Linked DNA regions of Homo sapiens: region 1 is linked to region 2. Evidence: chromatin loops called from intact Hi-C (ENCODE). Cell type or tissue: B cell. All regions are shown on one strand. Links, peaks and the distances in the headings refer to the core of each region. The heading gives the core; the rest is flanking DNA.

Region 1 (8,911 bases), core at 1,599-5,598, 50 kb before region 2:
CTGACCCTTCCCATCCTCCACCACACAACCACCAGGCTTCTATGTCACTCTTCCCATCTCAAGAGGTCCCCATTCTCCTCCAACTGATGCCCCCCAAGTCTGTGAGAAGACGGCTGCTTAACTATTATGAATGCATCCATTTACACCTTGGCTTAAGTATGCTTTCAGCTAATTCATTCAATAGACTTCGTGTGTGTGTGTGTGTGTGTGTGTGTGTGTGTGTGTGTGTGTGTGTATTTTCTATGTGCTAGGCCAGATGCAAGCCTACAGAGGCTGGAGAGTTAGGCAGGGACTGGGTCTCCCCACATGTGTCTGCCAGCTACCAAAAAGAAAAGGCAGCCCTGATACATGGCAAAGTACGACAATTACAGGATTAGACCTGAATATCTACTATTACTAGGCTCTTTGCTAGAGATTGAAAACACACTGGCAAGCAAGACAGCTCATTTTTTCAAAGAGTTTACAGCCTGGTGAAAAAGACAGGCAAGAAAAGGGCACTTAAGCTTCATAATGGTAAGCATTATTGTATTAGTCAGTATTCTCCAGAGAAACAGAAATACATACATACATACATACATACATACATACATATATATATATATATATATATACATGTATATACACACGCACACACACACTCACCATTCCCAAACTTGTGGTAGTTCCACTTACAACTTTTGACTTTACAATGATGTAAAAGTAGAAACTGTACTTTGAATTTTAAATTTTGGTTTTTTTTCCTGGGCTAGTGGTAGGTAGTCCAATAGTCTCTTGCAATTCTGGGCGGCGGCAGTGAGCTGAACTCCCAGTCAGCCACACTATCATGAGGGTAAGCAATGGATACTCTACAGTGTACTGCATTGCCAGATGGTTTTGCTCAATGCTAGGCTAATGGCAGTGTTTTGAGCATGTTTAAGGTAGGCTAGGCTAAGCTATGATGTTTGGTAGGTTGGATGTATTAAATATGTTTTGACTTATGATGTTTTTGAGTTAATATTTCAACTTATGATGGGTTTATCAGAACATAACCCCAGCGTAAGTGGAGGAGTATCTGTACACACACACACACACACACACACACACACACACACACAATCAGCCCTCTTTATCCATGGATTCCACATCCATAAGTTAGACCAACCATGGATTGAAAATATTCAGAAAAAAAATTGCGTGCGTACTGAACATGAGCATATTTTCCCATCATTATTCCCTAAACGGTACACTATAACAACTGTTTATATAGCATTTACATTGTTTTAAATATTATAAGTAATATAGAAATGACTTAAAGTATACAGGAAGAGAATTGTCTATTCATGTCCTTAGCCCACTTTTTGATGGGATTGTTTTTTTCTTGTTGATTTGTTTGAGTTCTTTGTAGATTCTGGTTATTAGTCCTCCATTGGATATATAGATTGTGAAGATTTTCTCCCACTCTGTGGATTATCTGTTAACTCTGCTGATTGTTTCTTTTGCTGTACAGAAGTTTCTTAGTTTAATTAAGTCCCATGTGTTTATCTTTGTTTTTGTTGCATTTGCTTTAGGGTTCTTGGTCATGAAGTCTTTGCCTAAGCCAATGTCTAGAAGGGCTTTTCCAATGTTATCTTCTAGAATCTTTATGGTTTCAGGTCTTAGATTTTTGTATAAGGTGAGAGATGAGAATCCAGTTTCATTCTTCTATATGTGGCTTGCCAATTATCCCAGCACAATTTGTTGAGTAGAGTGTCATTTCCCCACTTTATATTTTTGTTAGCTTTGTCGAAGATCAATTGGCCTTAAGTATTTGGCTTTATTTCTGGGTTCTCTATTCTTTTCTATTGGTCTATGTGCCTATTTTTATACCAGTAACACGCTGTTTTGGTGACTATGGCCTTATAGTATAGTTTGAAGTCAGGTAATATGATGCCTCCAGATTTCTTTTTTCTGCTTAGTCTTTCTTTGGCTATGCAGGCTCTTTTTTTGATTCCATATGAATTTTAGGATTGCTTTTTCTAGTTCTGTGAAGAATGATGGTAATAATTTGATGGGAATTGCATTAAATTTGTAGATTGCTTTTGTCAGTATGGTCATTTTCACAGTATTGATTCTGCCCTTACAAATGGCCAACAAGCATATGGAAAAATGCTCAACATCACTAATTATCAGGGAAACGCAAATCAAAACCACAGTGCATTTCCCTGATAATTAGTGGTGTTGAGCATTTTTTCATATGCTTTTTGGCCATTTGTATGGGTAGAATCAATATTGTGAAAATGAGCATACTGACAAAAGCAATCTACAATGTTGTGAAAATGACCATACTGCCAAAAGCATCAAACTACTTACCATGATTCTGTGTGCAAATCAAAACCACAATGTGTGAAACCCCGTCTCTACTGAAAAAAAAAAATACAAAAAATTGGCCGGGCGTGGTGGTGGGTGCCTATAGTCCCAGCTACTCGGGAGGCTGAGGCAGGAGAATGGCGTGAACCTGGGAGGCGGAGCTTGCAGTGAGCAGAGATGGCACCACTGCACTCCAGCCTGGGTGACAGAGCGAGACTCCGTCTCAAAAAACAACAACAACAACAACACCACAATGCGACTGGGCATGGTGGCTCATGCCTGTAATCCCAACACTTTGGGAGGCCGAGTCAGTGGATCACCTGAGGTCAGGAGTTCAAGATCAGCCTGGACAACATGGCGAAATCCCGTCTCTACTAAAAATACAAAAATTAGCTGGGCGTGGTGGCAGGTGCCTGTAATCCCAGCTACTCAGGATGCTGAGGCAGGAGAATCTCTTGAACCCGGGAGGCAGAGGTTACAGTGAGCCAAGGTTGCGCCATTGCACTCCAGCCTGGGCAACAAGAGTGAAACTTCGTCTCAAAAACAAAAACAAAAAAAAAACAAGCAAAAAAAAAAAACACCCCACAATGTGATACCACCTCACTCCTGCAAGAATGATCATACTTTAAAAATAAAAAAAAATAGATGTTGGCATGGATGCAGTGAAAAGGGAACATTTACACACTGTTGGTGGGAATGTAAACTAGTACAACCACTATGGAAAACAGTGTGGAGATTCATTAAAGAACTAAAAGATCTACCATTTGATCCAGCAATCCTACTACTAGGTATCTACCCAGAGGAAAAGAAGTCATTATATAATACAAAAAATATACTTGTACATGAATGTTTACAGCAGCACAATTTGCAATTGCAAAAATATGGAACCAGCCCAAATACCCATCAATCAGCAAGTGGATAAAGAAAATCTGATATATAATATATATTTTATATATATATATACACACACAATATATATATAGATATATATATACACTATATATAGATATATATATTTTGTGGTAAGGTTTGTGTTGCAAAGCTTGTTGATTGGTGTTGCATTGTTTTCATCTTTTAGTGCCTCACCAAACATGTTGGTATTAAAAAGAATGCTATGATCACCAAAAAATTGAGAATTGCTGCATTACATTCTAAATCACAAAGGAGCAAAGGTGTCATTTTCTGTTTCCAATATCAGTGATATATATATATATATCACATTTTCATATATATACATATATGTGTATGTGTATATATACATATATATGTGTATGTGTATATATATAAACACACACATACACACACACCATGGAATACTACTCAGCCATAAAAATAAATGAAATAATGGCATTCACAGCAACTTGGATGGAATTGGAGACTATAGTCTAAGTGAAGTAACTCAGGAATGGAAAACCAAACATTCTATATTCTCACTCATATGTGGGAGCTAAGCTATGAGGACGCAAAGGCATAAGAATGATACATTGGACTCTGGGGACTCGGGGGAAAGAATAGGGGATGGTGAGGGATAAAAAACTACACATTGGGTACAGCGTACACTACTCAGGTGAGGGGTACACCAAAATCTCAGAAATCACCACTACAGAACTTATTCATGTAACCAAACACCACCTGTTCCCCAAAAACCTATTGAAATAAAAAAATAAAAAATTAAAAAATTAAAAGTAAATAAAATAACATACAATGTGGCACATATACACCATGGAATACTATGAAGCCATAAAAAAGGATGAGTTCATGTCCTTTGTAGGGACATGGATGAAGCTGGAAACCATCATTCTCAGTAAACTATTGCAAGGACAAAAAATCAAACACCGCATGTTCTCACTCATAGGTGGGAATTGAACAACGAGAACACTTGGACACAGGAAGGGGAGCATCACACACCGGGGCCTGTCGTGGGGTGGGGAGAGGGGGGAGGGATAGCATTAGGAGATATACCTAATGTAAATGACGAGTTAATGGGTGCAGCATGCCAACATGGCATATGTATACATATGTAACAAACCTGCACATTGTGCACATGTACCCTAGAACTTAAAGTATAACAATAAAAAAAAAAATGAAGTATACAGGAAGATGTGCATAGGTTATATGCAAATATTATGCCATTTTATGTAAGTGACCTGAATATCCACAGATTTTGGTATCTGAAGGAGGTCCTGGAACCAATCCCCCATGGATACTGAGGAATGACTGTTATTTATATACACATAATTCTTTATAAGGAATAATCACATATGATGAGGGCAGGCAAGACCTAAAATCTGCAGGGTGAGCCAGCAAGCTGGACACCCAAGAAAGCCTTGGTTTAGCTCCAGTCCAAGTTAGAAGGTGACCCAGGAGAGTTGATGGTGTCATTTTTATCCAAAGGCCAGCAAGCTGGAGACCCAGGAAGAGTCAAGATTTCAGGTCAAGATTGAAGGCAGGAAAAAAAGTCTATGTTCCATTTGAAGGGTGTTAGACAGGAAGAATTCTCTCTTACTCACAGGAGGGTCAGCCTTTTTGTTCTATCCAGGCCTTCAACTGATTGAGTGAAGCCCACCCGCATTAGGGAGACAATCCACATTAGGGAAGCAATTTGAGTCCACTGATTCAAATGTTAACCTCATCCAGAAACACCCTCACAGACACACCCAGAGTAATGCTTGAGAAAATGTCTGGGCACCCTGTGGTCCAGTCAAGTTGACATATAAAATTAGACATCACCGTCATAGTGTGTGGTAAGCACGGGGCATCCGGGGAGCACCCAGGAGGGCACCTAGATCAGCAGGGCTTTGCTGATTAGGAAGAAATCACACTTAAAATTAAAGTCTATATGTGGACTCCTTATCTAGAGGTTCTCAACTGGTGCACAGGGAATCCTTTCATGGATGTGCTATCAGTTCTTCACTGGTATGTAGAACTGATTTGACTACAGCTGAGTATTCCCACAGCAGGGCCATCTCTTCAGGTACAAGGTGACCTGGGCTGGCTGAGCAGCTTGCTGTGGAGCGAGTGCCATGGCTGCGGGTAAGAGGGGAGAAGTGGAGCACAGTCAAGTTCCCTCCAAAGAGAGGACTCTGCATGCTGGGCCGTAGGACAACTGGGCCCCAGAGTACAGGAGAGGTAGCCCAGGCAGCAACCATTCTGTTCCAACAGTCAATGGTGCTGAAGGGGCCACTGGGACAATCACTGTGCTATTATATTTTGTGGTAAGGTTTGTGTTGCAAAGCTTGTTGATTGGTGTTGCATTGTTTTCATCTTTCAGTGCCTCACCAAACATGTTGGTATTAAAAAGAATGCTGTGATCACCAAAAAATTGAGAATTGCTGCATTACATTCTAAATCACAAAGAAGCAAAGGTGTCATTTTCTGTTTCCAACATCAGTAACAACAAACAGTTCGGTCTGAGCCCATTATGTGTGTCTTCCTTGCTCTGAGAGGGTAAAAAGTTCACCTTATGAAAGAATGTAGGCAAACTTTTTCTTTTGCTGTAAATGACAAAGCAATTTCTCTACCCATATTTTGAAAAATTGTTTTCATTATGAGTTTGACTTTACTCCTACTTTCTAAAGGAAGGGCACAGGAGATACTAACAAATTCTTTGGCATTGCAGGCAACAAATTATCCACAAAGACTTTCAAGGCAAGAGCCCTGAGCAAACACAACTCGTGGCCAAGCGCCTTGCAAGTTGGCCCCCACTGAGGAGGAGAAAAGTGATTTCTTGCCAACCAAGGTTGCTTATATTCCCACATTTAGTATCCTCAGGTGTGGTGCTTAGCAGCCACCTCCCAGGCTGGAGAGCTTTGAAGAATCTCCTCTTTGGAGACCCAGACATTGATTTTGAAAAAGCACCATGCTGCACTAGCCCTGAATGCCCCCCAAGACGGGCTTTCCCATCAGCTCACAAAGATGATCTAGTCTGAAATGAGGAGCTGCCAGAGTAACTCTCAGGGCAGTGGGAAGCATCTAAGTACAATGGGCTTTCAGAACGGCAAAGGCACTTTAGATCCATAAAGGGCCTTAGGAAATAGCATTTCTCTCTCCAAATGCTCTTTAAAAAGTTATGTAAGTCAACTCCACCATCAAGTCCAAGTTCATATTAATTCACTGTCGTCAAGTTAACCCAGCTCAGCACCAGCTCCTCCACTGCTGAGCCCACACCTACATGGAGTTGTCTCCACAGAGAGTAGGGGCAGATGCGAACCCTCACTCAATCGCCAGGGCTTTGCATACATTCTCATGTTAATTCTCACAATGCATTTATAAGATACTTATTATTTTCCTTGTGGTAGGGGAATATTGGGATAGTAACCTTTTCCCTCTTCAGTTTATGTTTTCACTCCCTCTCTCCTATCATGGCCAGGCTTTAGGAACCATGCCATTGGAAAGGGAATAAAAGAAGCATTTCTATGTTGGTTTCCATAAACCAGTGATATTGGAGAAAGGAGAGGACTATCGGCATTTCCAGAATGTTGGAGGATTTACTTTTTTTTTTTAAGGAGGAATTCTCTTTTGCATACCTGCCACACCCACTCTCCACTAGGAAAAGAATGGGAAGAGAGGATGGTGAAGTAAGAATAACCTTTGGGTCCAGGCACAGTGGCTCATGCCTGTAATCCCAGTATGGGAGGCCAAGGTGGAGGATCACTTGATCCCGGGAGTTCAAGACCAGCTTAGGCAACTTAGTGAGACCTTGTCTTACCAAAAAAAAAAAAAAAAAAAGAATTAACCAAGTATGGTGGTGCATGCCTATAGTTCCAACTACTTGGGAGGCTAAGGTGGGAGGATTGCTTGAGCCCAGGAGCTCAAGGCTGCAGTGAACTATGATTGTACTACTGCACTCCAGCCTGGGTGATGGAGCAAGACCCTGCCTCTAGAAAATAAATAAATAAATAGAAAATGGCCTTTAGAGGTCCCTGGAGAGAGGGGCTACACCAGGTTCCATTGTCTAAAGAGAGTCACAACAACCTCTCCCATCTCACACACTCTTCTTGCAATGTGAGTGTGACACCTTTCAAAGAGAGGTGGGGCCGGTTTCCCCTTCTGTGGTCCTGAGCAATCTGGAGACTCTGGCAGCAGTAGCTCTTAAGGGCCATGCAGCTCTGGTTTGGGAGCTGAGACTCTCACCTGTAAGTCCAGGGCAGCCATGCTGTGAGGAAGCTCAGGTCGCATGGCGGGGCCTCGTGGAGGTGTTCAGGCCCCAGCTGAGGTCCCTGCTGAACAACTGCCATCAACAACCACACATGTGAGTGTAGAAGCCTCTAGATGATTCCTGCTTTCAGCCATCAAGTTGAGCCTATCTGAGGCCTCACGTACCACAGCAGAGAGGAAAGGTGTCCCCACGTGCTCTTTGTAAATTTCTGACCCATAGATTCCATGAGCATAATCAAGTGGTTGTTTTAAGACTCTAAATTTTGCAGTAATTTGTTATGCAGAAATAATTGAAACAGGGCCCAGTATTCTTTCACCAGGACTGAGGGAAGTGGTAAACACTCTTGGATTTGAGAATGCCAGAACAGAGGATCTGTACTTCCCGAGAGCTCTAGGGTAAGATCTAAGAGACAGAATAACTACATGATGGTAGACAGGGCCTTGGACAGCCTCTTAGATTCTGGAAGCCTACCATGGTCTGGAACTAGCAGGATGATTCCTCTACCTGCAAGCATGGCACAGATATGAAGGGATGAAGTAGCAAACACACCGGTCTTATTGGTGAGACATTTATGTGCCAGAGGTTGGGAAATAAATCCAACTAAAATTCAGGGAACTTCAACTTCAGTAAAATTTCTAGGGGTCCAGTGGTGTGGGGCCTGTCGAGATACTCCTTCTAAGGTGAAGGATATGTTGCTGCATTTGGTCCCTCCTACAACCAAGAAAGAGGCCTAAAGCCTAGTGGGCCTATTTGGATTTTGGAGGCAACACATTCCTAACTTGGCTCTGTTATTCCAGCCCATTTATCGAGTGACCTGAAAGGCTGCCAGTGTTGAGTGGGGTCCAGAACAGGAAAAGGCTCAGCAACACATCCAGACTGCTGTGCAAGCTACTCTGCCACTTGGGCCATATGACCCAGCAGATCCAATGGTGCTTGAGGTGTCAGTGGTAGATAGGGATCCTCTTTGGAGCCTTTGGCAGGCCCCCCTAGGTGAATCACAGTGGAAGCCTCTAGGATTTTGGAGCAAGGCCCTGCCATCTTCTACAGATAACTACTCTCCTTTTGAGAGACAGTTCTTGGCCAGTTACTGGGCTTTGGTGGTAACTGAATGTTTGACTATGGGTCATCAAGTCACCATATGACCTGAACTGCCTGTTATGAGCTGGGTACTTTCTTATCCATCTAGCCATAAAGTGGATCATGCACAGCAGCATTCTATCATCAAATGGAAGTGGTACATACATCATCAGGCTCAAGCAGGTCCTAAAGGCACAAGTAAGTTACATGAAGAAGTGGCTCAAATGCCCATAGTCTCCACTCCTGCCATCCTGCCTTCTCTCCCCCAGCCTGTACCAATGGCCTCATGGGGAGTTTCCTATGATCAGTTGACAGAGGAAGAGAAGACTAGGGCCTGGCTCATAGATGGTT
Region 2 (8,911 bases), core at 3,290-7,289:
TGGGGGCCACCATTTCAGGGATGGCTAGTCTCCCACTGGAGAATCTCCACCACCTCTCTCAATGTATTTTCCAGATTCTCGGCTAAACCAGGCCTTCGCATTTGGAGAATAACTTAGGACCACCGGGAGGGGAGGCTCTGGGAGGAGGGCCATAGCCAGGGCTTCTTCCCTAAGATGCGGAGTGGTCATAGCTGCCCATTTTGCTTCCCTGTCTGCCTTTTTGTTTCCTTTGGGCTGGCCTCCAGTGTTCCCGCCCTTTGGTTCCCCCTGCAGTGTATAATAGCTACCTTCTTTGGGGCCCATACAGCATCTAAGAGTTGTAGAATTTCCTCCTTATACTTTATTTCTTTACCCCCAGCAGTTAAGAGTTCTCTCTCCTTATATATAGCTCCATGAACATGCAATGTGGAAAAGGCATATTTAGAATCAGTATAAACATTGACCCTTTTGCCCCTCGCCAGCAAACAGGCCCTCGTCAGGGATATTAGTTCTGCCTTCTGGGCTGATGTTCTGGTGGGCAGAGGCTGAGCCTCCACCACTAAGTCCAATGTTACCACCACATACTCAGCCCAGTGGACCCCTTCCAGTATAAAACTGCTTCCATCTGTGAAGTATTCAACATCTGGGACTCTAAGGGGGTGGTCCATGAGATCTCCCCAGCTCAAGAATACTTCATCTACTATTTCCACACAGTTATGAAGTGGGGCTCCCGGTTCGACTGGGAGCAAGTTGGCCGGGTTAAGGGTGTTTACTGTTTCTAAAGTTATGTGGGGATTTTCACATAGGAGCCCCTGGTACTGAGTCATCCTTGGATTCAATAACCAATGGTGCCCTCTCTGATCCATTAAAGTTATAATCGAATGCAGTACCCAAATAGTCAGTTTTGCCCTAAAGTCAATTTGTCAGCTTCCTGTGTCAGTATGGTGGTGGCAGCTAGTGCCCTAAGGCAAGGAAGCTACCCTAGCACCACGGAGTCCTGTTGTTTGGATGAATATGTCATCGGGCGATGCAATGATTCTATGACTTAAGTCAGGACTCCTATAGCCATTCCCTTTCATTCATGGACATATAGAAAGAAAGGCTTAGTTATATCCGGCAGTCCTAAGGCTGGGGCCTAAGTTATGGCTTCTTTGATTTGTTTAAATGCCCTTTACTGATCAGCCTCCCAGAGGACGGGCTCCCTTTCCCCACCCTTTGTGTCTTCATATAAGGGCTTGGCCATAAGTGAGAAATTTGGGATCCAGATATGGCAGAACCCTGCCACCACCAAGAACTCTCTTATCTGGTGCCGGGTAGTTGGAATTGGGAGTGTTCAAACAGCCTGTTTTCATTCAATGCCTAGCTGGTGTTCCCCTTGGGTCACTATGAAGCCCAAATATTTGACCTTCTGTTGGCAAATTTGAGCTTTTCTCTTGGACACCTTATATCTGGCCTTCTATAGGAGGTGGGGGAGGCCTTGGGTTCCCCAGTAGCAGTCCTTCCGGGTTGGGGCCATCAAAAGGAGGTCATCCACATATTGTAGCAAGGTGCAGTTGTCATCTGGTGGGGTGTAGGCCTTGAGGTCGGCAGCCAATGCCTCTGCAAAGATTGTGGGAGAGTTTTTTTATCCTTGTGGGAGTCTAGTCCAGGTGAGCTGTTCCTTTGTGCCTGTGACTGGATCCTCCCATTGAAATGCAAAAATGGGCTGACTAATTGGTGGCAGGTGAAGGCAGAAGAAAGCATCTTTTAAGTCCAGACAAGTAAACCAGGCTGCACTAGCCGGAATGAGTCCCATCAATGTGTACGGGTTTGGTACCATTGGGTGGATGGTTACAGTAGACTGCAAGTCCTGCACCAGTCTGCATTCATTCATTCAGTCCTGCACTGGTCTGTAACCTGCACTGGTTACAGCATGCAAGTCCTGCACTGGTCTGTATTGATTACTCTCTGGTTTTTGTACCAGCAAAAGTGGAGTGTTCCAGGATGACTGGCATCAGGCTAAGATTCCATGTTCCAAGAGCCACTTGAAATGTTCTTGAATGCCCTGTATGGCTTCTTGGGGTAGTGGGTATTGATGAACCTGACCAGTGTTGCTCCTGATTTTAGCTCTACTATCACCAGTGCCTGGTTTACAGCTAGCCCAGGTGGGTTGTCCTAGGCCTATACTCCAGGAATCTTACAAAGCAGCCCATACAGTTCATCCAGTCCCAGTTCTGGTAACTCCTTGATGTACAGTCTCCATTCTTCAGCCTGAGGGATGGTAAGAGTTAACACCATGGCCCTTGGGTAAGTCAGATTTAGAGTCATATCCCCTTGTGGCCCAAAAGCAATCTGTGCTTGCAGTTTTTGGAACAGGTCTCTTCCCAGCAAGGGAACTGGGCAATTTGGGAGTTACAGGAATTCATGTTGGACTTCTCTTCCCCCATGACACAACTCCTAGGCCGGCAAAATGGCCTCTTCTCTGGGACCCCTGAAGCTCCAACAATAGTTGCACGATGTATGGATAGTGGCCCTATGGGCTGTGTCACTACCGAGTGTTCAGCCCTGGTGTCTACCTTAAAGTCCATCAGTTGGCCCTCTACTTCCAATATGACCATGGGCTCCTGGGGGCCTAAGGAGATGGAGCCCGGTCTTGCCTAGTCTTCATACCCTTCAGTCCCTGCCAGCCCGATAAGGTTGGCGTCTGGCTCCTTTGGGGTACAGTAGCCCTTGGCTGGCAGTCTTCTAGTTTTATAGCCTCTGTCATTTCCCTTGTCATCCTCAGACATTTATTCTTCCAGTGTCCCTTCTTCTTACATCATGTACATTGGTCCCTATCCAGTCTTGGCCAATTTTCGGGTCTTTGCCCAGTTTGGTCCCTTCCTCATCTGTGTCCGCATCCACGTCCTCTGGTGATACTTGTTCCTCTTTCCATGAGTGCTGCTGCTAGCAGATCAGCTTTCTTCCTGAGTCTCTGATCTGCTTCCCTTTTTGCCTCCTCGTCACAGTTAACATACACCTTGGTGACCACTTCCAAAAGTTGGGTGGCATTCATGCCTGTGAAACTTTCTAGCTTTTGTAGTTTCTGCCTGATGTCCCCCTGGGTTTGTCCTGCAAATGCTGCATTCACCATGCACTGATTCTCAGTAGCCTCAGGATCAAACGGAGTGTAGAGCTGGAACACCTCACAGAGTCTCTCATAAAACTGGCTAGGGCTTTCATCAGTTCCCTGAAGCACTTCCGAGATTTTCCCCATATTGACTGCCTTCTTTCTGCCCTCCCTTAGTCCTTGCAAGAGTGCCTCTCGGTACCTCTGCTGGTGCTATAATTGGGTTGCAACATTTGGGTCCCAGTGTGGGTCTGCTTCTGGGAATTGGCCCTGAGCGTATGCCTGGACATTAAGTGTGCCTTCTGGTGCATTGTTTTCTAGCCAGCAGAGGGCTGCTTGGGTCACCCTTTGGCGCTCTTCGTTGTTAAACAGCGTCAGGAGGAGCTGTTTGCAATCTGGCCAAGTTGGATTATGTGTCTGAAAAATGGACTGCATTAGATCTATGAAGGCCTGGGGCTTCTTTGTGTGTGAGGGAGTATGGTGTTTCCAGTTTAGGAGATCAGTGGTTGAAAAAGGCTGGTAGATGAAGGTCCATTGCCCCCCTTGGATATGGCCATATTAATCATAATAGAGGGGCCCCAAGTTTCCCAGAGAGGCATCTGCAAAGCCCAGGTGCGGCCAGACTGGAGGCAGCTTGCTTGATCAGCCTGAATTTCCTCCTTGACCTCCTGGGGCAGTGGTTCTGATTTTTCCTTTTCGGGTGAAGCCTGGGGCTCATCATTATCTGAACCTGACTCCTAAGGGGCCAGCCTTGGTAAAGTGGGGTAGATTGGGGTATAGGGAGGAGGGATTTCTATTTCCTCCAGTGGTTCCTGCAAAACCAGTTTTTCCTGTCTTTCCTGTGGCTTTCCCTTTGTCCCCGTAGCTTCTGGTGAAGCTGATTTTTCTTTCATTTTAGGTTTGGCTCAAGCCACAAGCATTTTGTAACTAGCCGCCAGGCAGGGCTGTAGTCATGCAGGTCAGGTTTGGACTATATTCAGCCATGTATTAATATAAGGAAATTGGTCTGGATGCCCTGGCTGTCCTCTGACCCCAGTCACCACCCAATGTATACAGCCAATTGTTCCCCCATCTATTGTTCCTTCGGCTGGCCATCTGACATGAAAAGAGGGCCATTCTATTTCACAAAGGGTTCTTAACTTCTTGGGGGTCAACATGATCCCATAATCCCCTGTATAACCTTTCTTAAAGTTCTTTAACATACATTCTAATGGGGTGAGTTTTGACGGCTTCCCTCCCATTTCCTCCCGGTTATGGTGCAACTCACTCTCTTTTGCTTTCACTTCAGACCAATTAGACCACCTCCCTCATGGGAGTATTTCAGATGCCATTTAGCATTGGAGGGTTTGTATAAACCCCAAACCTGGACCCCACAATCACTAAATTGTGGGGAGCCTCCATAAGCTGTATGCAGTTCACCACTAGTCCCAGTCAGTCCCACACTTGCTCGGGACATATGGTCTCACACTAGGAGACTTGCAGTCCCACATGCTCCACTCCACTCATTCACACGCATTCACACACTCTCCCACTCCCAGTTCTTCTTCTCAGGTTGGGGTGTAGGTTTCAACCAACTTAGCGAGCCACTCTCATGTCCTGGGTTGGACTACTAGGTACATCCCGGGAGTTGATCAGACTCCCCTTCCATCCTTATGGGACAGGTCCTGCCTCGAGCCCCAAACCTTACTGCAGTCCTGTAGCATGCTGTTCCTGGAATCATCCAGTAGCCCCTTAGGTTCTGTTGCACTGACGGGGAGGGGCACTGGGTCACAGGAGAGCCCATCTCTCACCTGGGTTTAAGTTCCCCCCTTGGCACACCTGAGGTCATGTGTCTCCCCCTGGCTTGGGTCCCCAGACCCACAGGCAAAGGAGACAGAAAACCTGTCATCTCCAATCCTGGATGAGCCCCCAGAAATGTTACATGAATCAAGGGACAGGAGAGACCAATGGGTGGGACAGGAGGATTTTATTAGGAGCGCACCGGCCCAGGAGATTAACATCCGAAGGCTGAGCCCGAACAAAGACAGGGCTTGACTTTTATACATGCATCTGAAGGGAGGTTGGCCGGTTTGATGGCACAAAACCTGTAGTGTGGGCAAACAAGCTTTCAGAAGCAGAACAAAGGCAGTTGTTGAACAGTGACAGGTTTTGTAACTCAAGCATATCTTGTGACCTTACAATGCTGCACAGAAGGGGAAAAACAGGAACTTACAAAACTTGCAAAAATAATTATAAGAACAGAACAAGGAACAATGGTAAGGGAGAAGAATCTGAAGGGGGAGGCCGAAAAAGAAAAACTTGTGTTTTGTTTTTTTGTATCTTCTGCTTCATTTGTGCAGCTGCTATCACTTCTTATTGCTCATAGAGAAATACATCACACTGGGTATTACAGAGATTCAGTTGTAGGGGATTAACAAAGAGACTGCTTAGTTAAAGTGAGTAGATTCTTTATCTAGCTTATTCTTTGACCTATTTGATTTTAGTTGGTTTGGTTCATGGGGACCCTGGCTAAGGAGGATACTCCAAACTCTTGGTAATATCCTTCTGATAGTTATAATAGTTATAATAGTAGTCTGTCTGGTGTGCTGTATTCTCTCAACAGTTTTAAATGTTTGCATGCAGCCATCTCTAGAATGTCATTCCACTGTCTTCAAGTTGAATGGCAAGAGCTGAAAAAATGTGTGACCATAAGGGCACTGTAACCTATGAATTATGTGCTGAGACCAGAAACCCAAAATCATGGTAACTGAGAGTAGTGCTAAGGCCCTAATTTTCAGTCACACTCTTACCTAAGTGAGAACCTGACCAAAACGAGAGAATTTTTAAACAAAATTGTGGAAAGGCCATTGTTTTGGACTGAGCTTATGCACTAGGCTGCAACAGACCAGACCAAACCAAAATGGAGTCTCTCATACTAAATGTGACATAACCAAACTAAAACTTTAAGGAAACACATCGATCCTAGAACAGATTAGCTTTTGTTTTTTCCTCTGTATATAGCACATTCCAGCATAAGGAGATACCCTCTACTCTAAACCTTACAACAACAACAACAACAACAACAAAAAAAAAAACAAAAAAAACCCTAAAGTTCTTATTCCCACCTTACAAACCCCACTGTTCGGCTATTTCCCAGTGGGTCTCAAAACCAAGTAAGTACAGACAATGGTAATAGTGACATCAATGACTAAAGTTTTGGCCAATCTGTCAAAATTGAGAGGATGACCCAAAGTAGGAAATTGTTCAATCAAGTTTAGCTGATAGCTGCCTCCTTACATATTTTAAGTTCAGCCTAAATGTTCCTCTCTACACCATGAACTATAACCCAAATAGAGTTGTATACAGACTGTAGTGTCAATGAAAAGAGCCAAACTCTGTAAAATATTTGAAGAGATTTATTCTGAGCCAAATATGAGTGACCATGGCCCATGATACAGCCCTCAGGAGGTCCTGAGAACATGTGCCCAAGATGGTCGGGGTGCTGCTTGGTTTTATACATGTTAGGGAGGCATGAGACATCAATCAAATACATTTAAGAAATACATTGCTTTGGTCCAGAAAGGTGGGACAACTCTAAGGTTGGGGGGCGGCTTCCAGGCTATAGGTAAATTTAAACATTTTCTGGTTGACAATTGGTTGATTTTGTGTAAGACCTGGGATTGATAGAAAGGAAATGTTCAGGTTAAGATAAAATATTTTGGAGAACAAGGTCCCTTTGAAATCTTATAGTGGCTTCCCTTAGAGACAATAGATGACAAATGTTTCCTATTCAAATCTTTAAAAGATGCGAGACTTTTAGTTAATCTCTTTAGGATTGGGAGGGCCTGGAAGGAAAAGATCTAGCTATGTTAATAGATTCTCTACAGATGGAGATTTTCCCCCACAAAGGACAGCTTTGAAGGGCCATTTCAAGATATGGCAAAGAAACATGTTTTGGGATAAAATATTTCGATTTTTCTTTTTTTCATTGTCTTGTAATATTACACCAGAGTCAGGATGGAAAGTAAGTCACAGTATAGAGGGTTAAGTAAAACCCATCCAATGAGAAGTTACCGTTTGTAGGGCATGACTCCCCAGACCTTTTAGATAGGAATTTGGGCAAGATGAAAAAATCAGAACTTAGTCCTCAGTAGCCAAATCTTGTGCCAATCACTGAGTTTTGGCCAATCAAAGGTGGCCAAGTGTTCAAACCAGGTCCAAATAAGGCAAACACTGAGCTGTAACCAATCTTGCTGTTTCTGTACCTCATTTCCATTTCCTGTATATCACTTTGCTTTTACTCTCCACAAATCTTCCAACATGTGGCTGCACTGGAGTCTCTGAGCCTACTCTGGCCTGAGAGGCTGCCTGATTTGTGAATCATTCTTTGCTCAATTAAACTCTGTTAAACTTAATTTGGTCAAGATTTTTCTTTTGACACCGGTATTCATGGTGTAAACATTACTTGGAAGCACCGAGTGGTCTGCCTAATCAAAAAAAAACAATAGAAAGTGGAGAGTGCTTTTTTCCCCAGAGAGCTGGGCTGAAGACAGGAGTTAGGAAAAGAGCTGTAGACTACTATTTTCATTATAAGGCTTTCGGTATAACTTGGCTTTCAAAATTACATAAATGTCTGATTTGGGAGACAAATTTTAAGTTTCATCTAAGGAGACAGACCTAAGGAAGATGTGATTAACTTTACATGGAACATGCTCAATGTCTCAGTCTGTTCAGGCTGGCACAACAAAGGATCATAGACTGGGAGGGTTAAGCAAGAAAAGTTTATTTTCTCACAGTTCTGGAGGCTTGAAGCCTGAGATCAGGGTGGCCCACATGGTCTGCTTCTGATGAGGGCTCACTTCCTGGCTTTTCAGGGAGGGAAGGCTGAGACAAGGTACAGGGGCAGGCTGCAGCCTGGGGCGTGTTAGAGGGAGCCCGCAGGAGGGATTTCCTTCAGCACAAACCTAGCCCCTATACCTCCTGGTCTCTGGGGAGGTGGAGAGCTTTGTCTCATTGGGTGTTGGAGCTCTTGCAGGGTGAGTTGGGCAGGTGGAGGTAGCTTGCTCTGCCCAGAGCTGTCCCCAGCTTGCTGGCTGACAGACCTGAACCACACCCTCCAGCTTAGCCTCACTCAGCCATTCATATTTTTCCCTTTATCTGTGACTTCTTTAATTTCTTAATTCTTTTATTTTCCAAATTGTTCCCAACATGAACCAGGAAGAGGGGGTGGCAGTCTAGGCAAAGAAAGGCAGATTTATTAGAGAAAGTATGAAAATACATTCAAAGGTTACAACAGGCAGCACAGCAGAAAAGGGGCTGTCTGCAAAGAGGTGGGGCTGGAGGGAAGTTTTCTAGGGTTGTGCTGGAGGGGATTCCATGCAGGGTTCTTGTGCCTGAGGAAGGAAGCCATTCATTGTGCCCACTGAGGTAGTCACACCCTTGGGTAGTTTGTGATCAGCCGTCTCTTAGAACAGTTGTTCATTGTTCTTTCCCATCTGGGGCCTTCCGGGAAAGGCAAGATGGGGGTGGGTTAGCTCAGATCACTGTCATAATTTTTTCACTGATATAATTTTTGCAAAGGTGGCTTCAAAAATAGTGCAAAATTGTTGGAGCAAAGGCTGTGTGGATTGAGGGTTGGAGAGAGGGCAGCAGGAAATGGTAGGAGGTGGTGGGAGATATTTCCAGCAGAGGTAGGAGCAGGCATGGTGGCACTCTCTGCCACCCTACCAAGGCACCAAGCTTCACTCACTGTGCACCTGGCTGGGTGGGAAGAATAGGTCAGAGGGATGCCACTGAAGACCAGGTGACAGGTGATGAGGTGACACAGAAATGTGGGCAAGGAAGTGAGGACCTTGGCAGAGGACA

Evidence for each region. Peaks named below come from ENCODE experiments on the same cell type or tissue, not always from the same donor. Only the 100,000 strongest peaks of a DNase experiment are listed, where the experiment ranks them.
Region 1: a loop joins it to region 2, with 2.1 times the contacts of the local background. A loop is called at or near these places in 1 of 110 quality-filtered maps.

What each region holds. Positions count from the first base shown.
Region 1 is chr6:109,841,261-109,850,171 of GRCh38, forward strand. No RefSeq gene overlaps it. Among named protein-coding and RNA genes, the nearest start is that of GPR6, 130 kb to the right of the region's middle. In B cell, for the core only: no CTCF peak of the experiment used is centred there; no DNase peak of the experiment used is centred there.
Region 2 is chr6:109,889,268-109,898,178 of GRCh38, forward strand. No RefSeq gene overlaps it. Among named protein-coding and RNA genes, the nearest start is that of GPR6, 85 kb to the right of the region's middle. RefSeq lists an enhancer at 3,894-4,508. In B cell, for the core only: no CTCF peak of the experiment used is centred there; a DNase peak (open chromatin) is centred at 5,214; H3K4me3 peaks cover 632 bases; H3K27ac peaks cover 2,644 bases.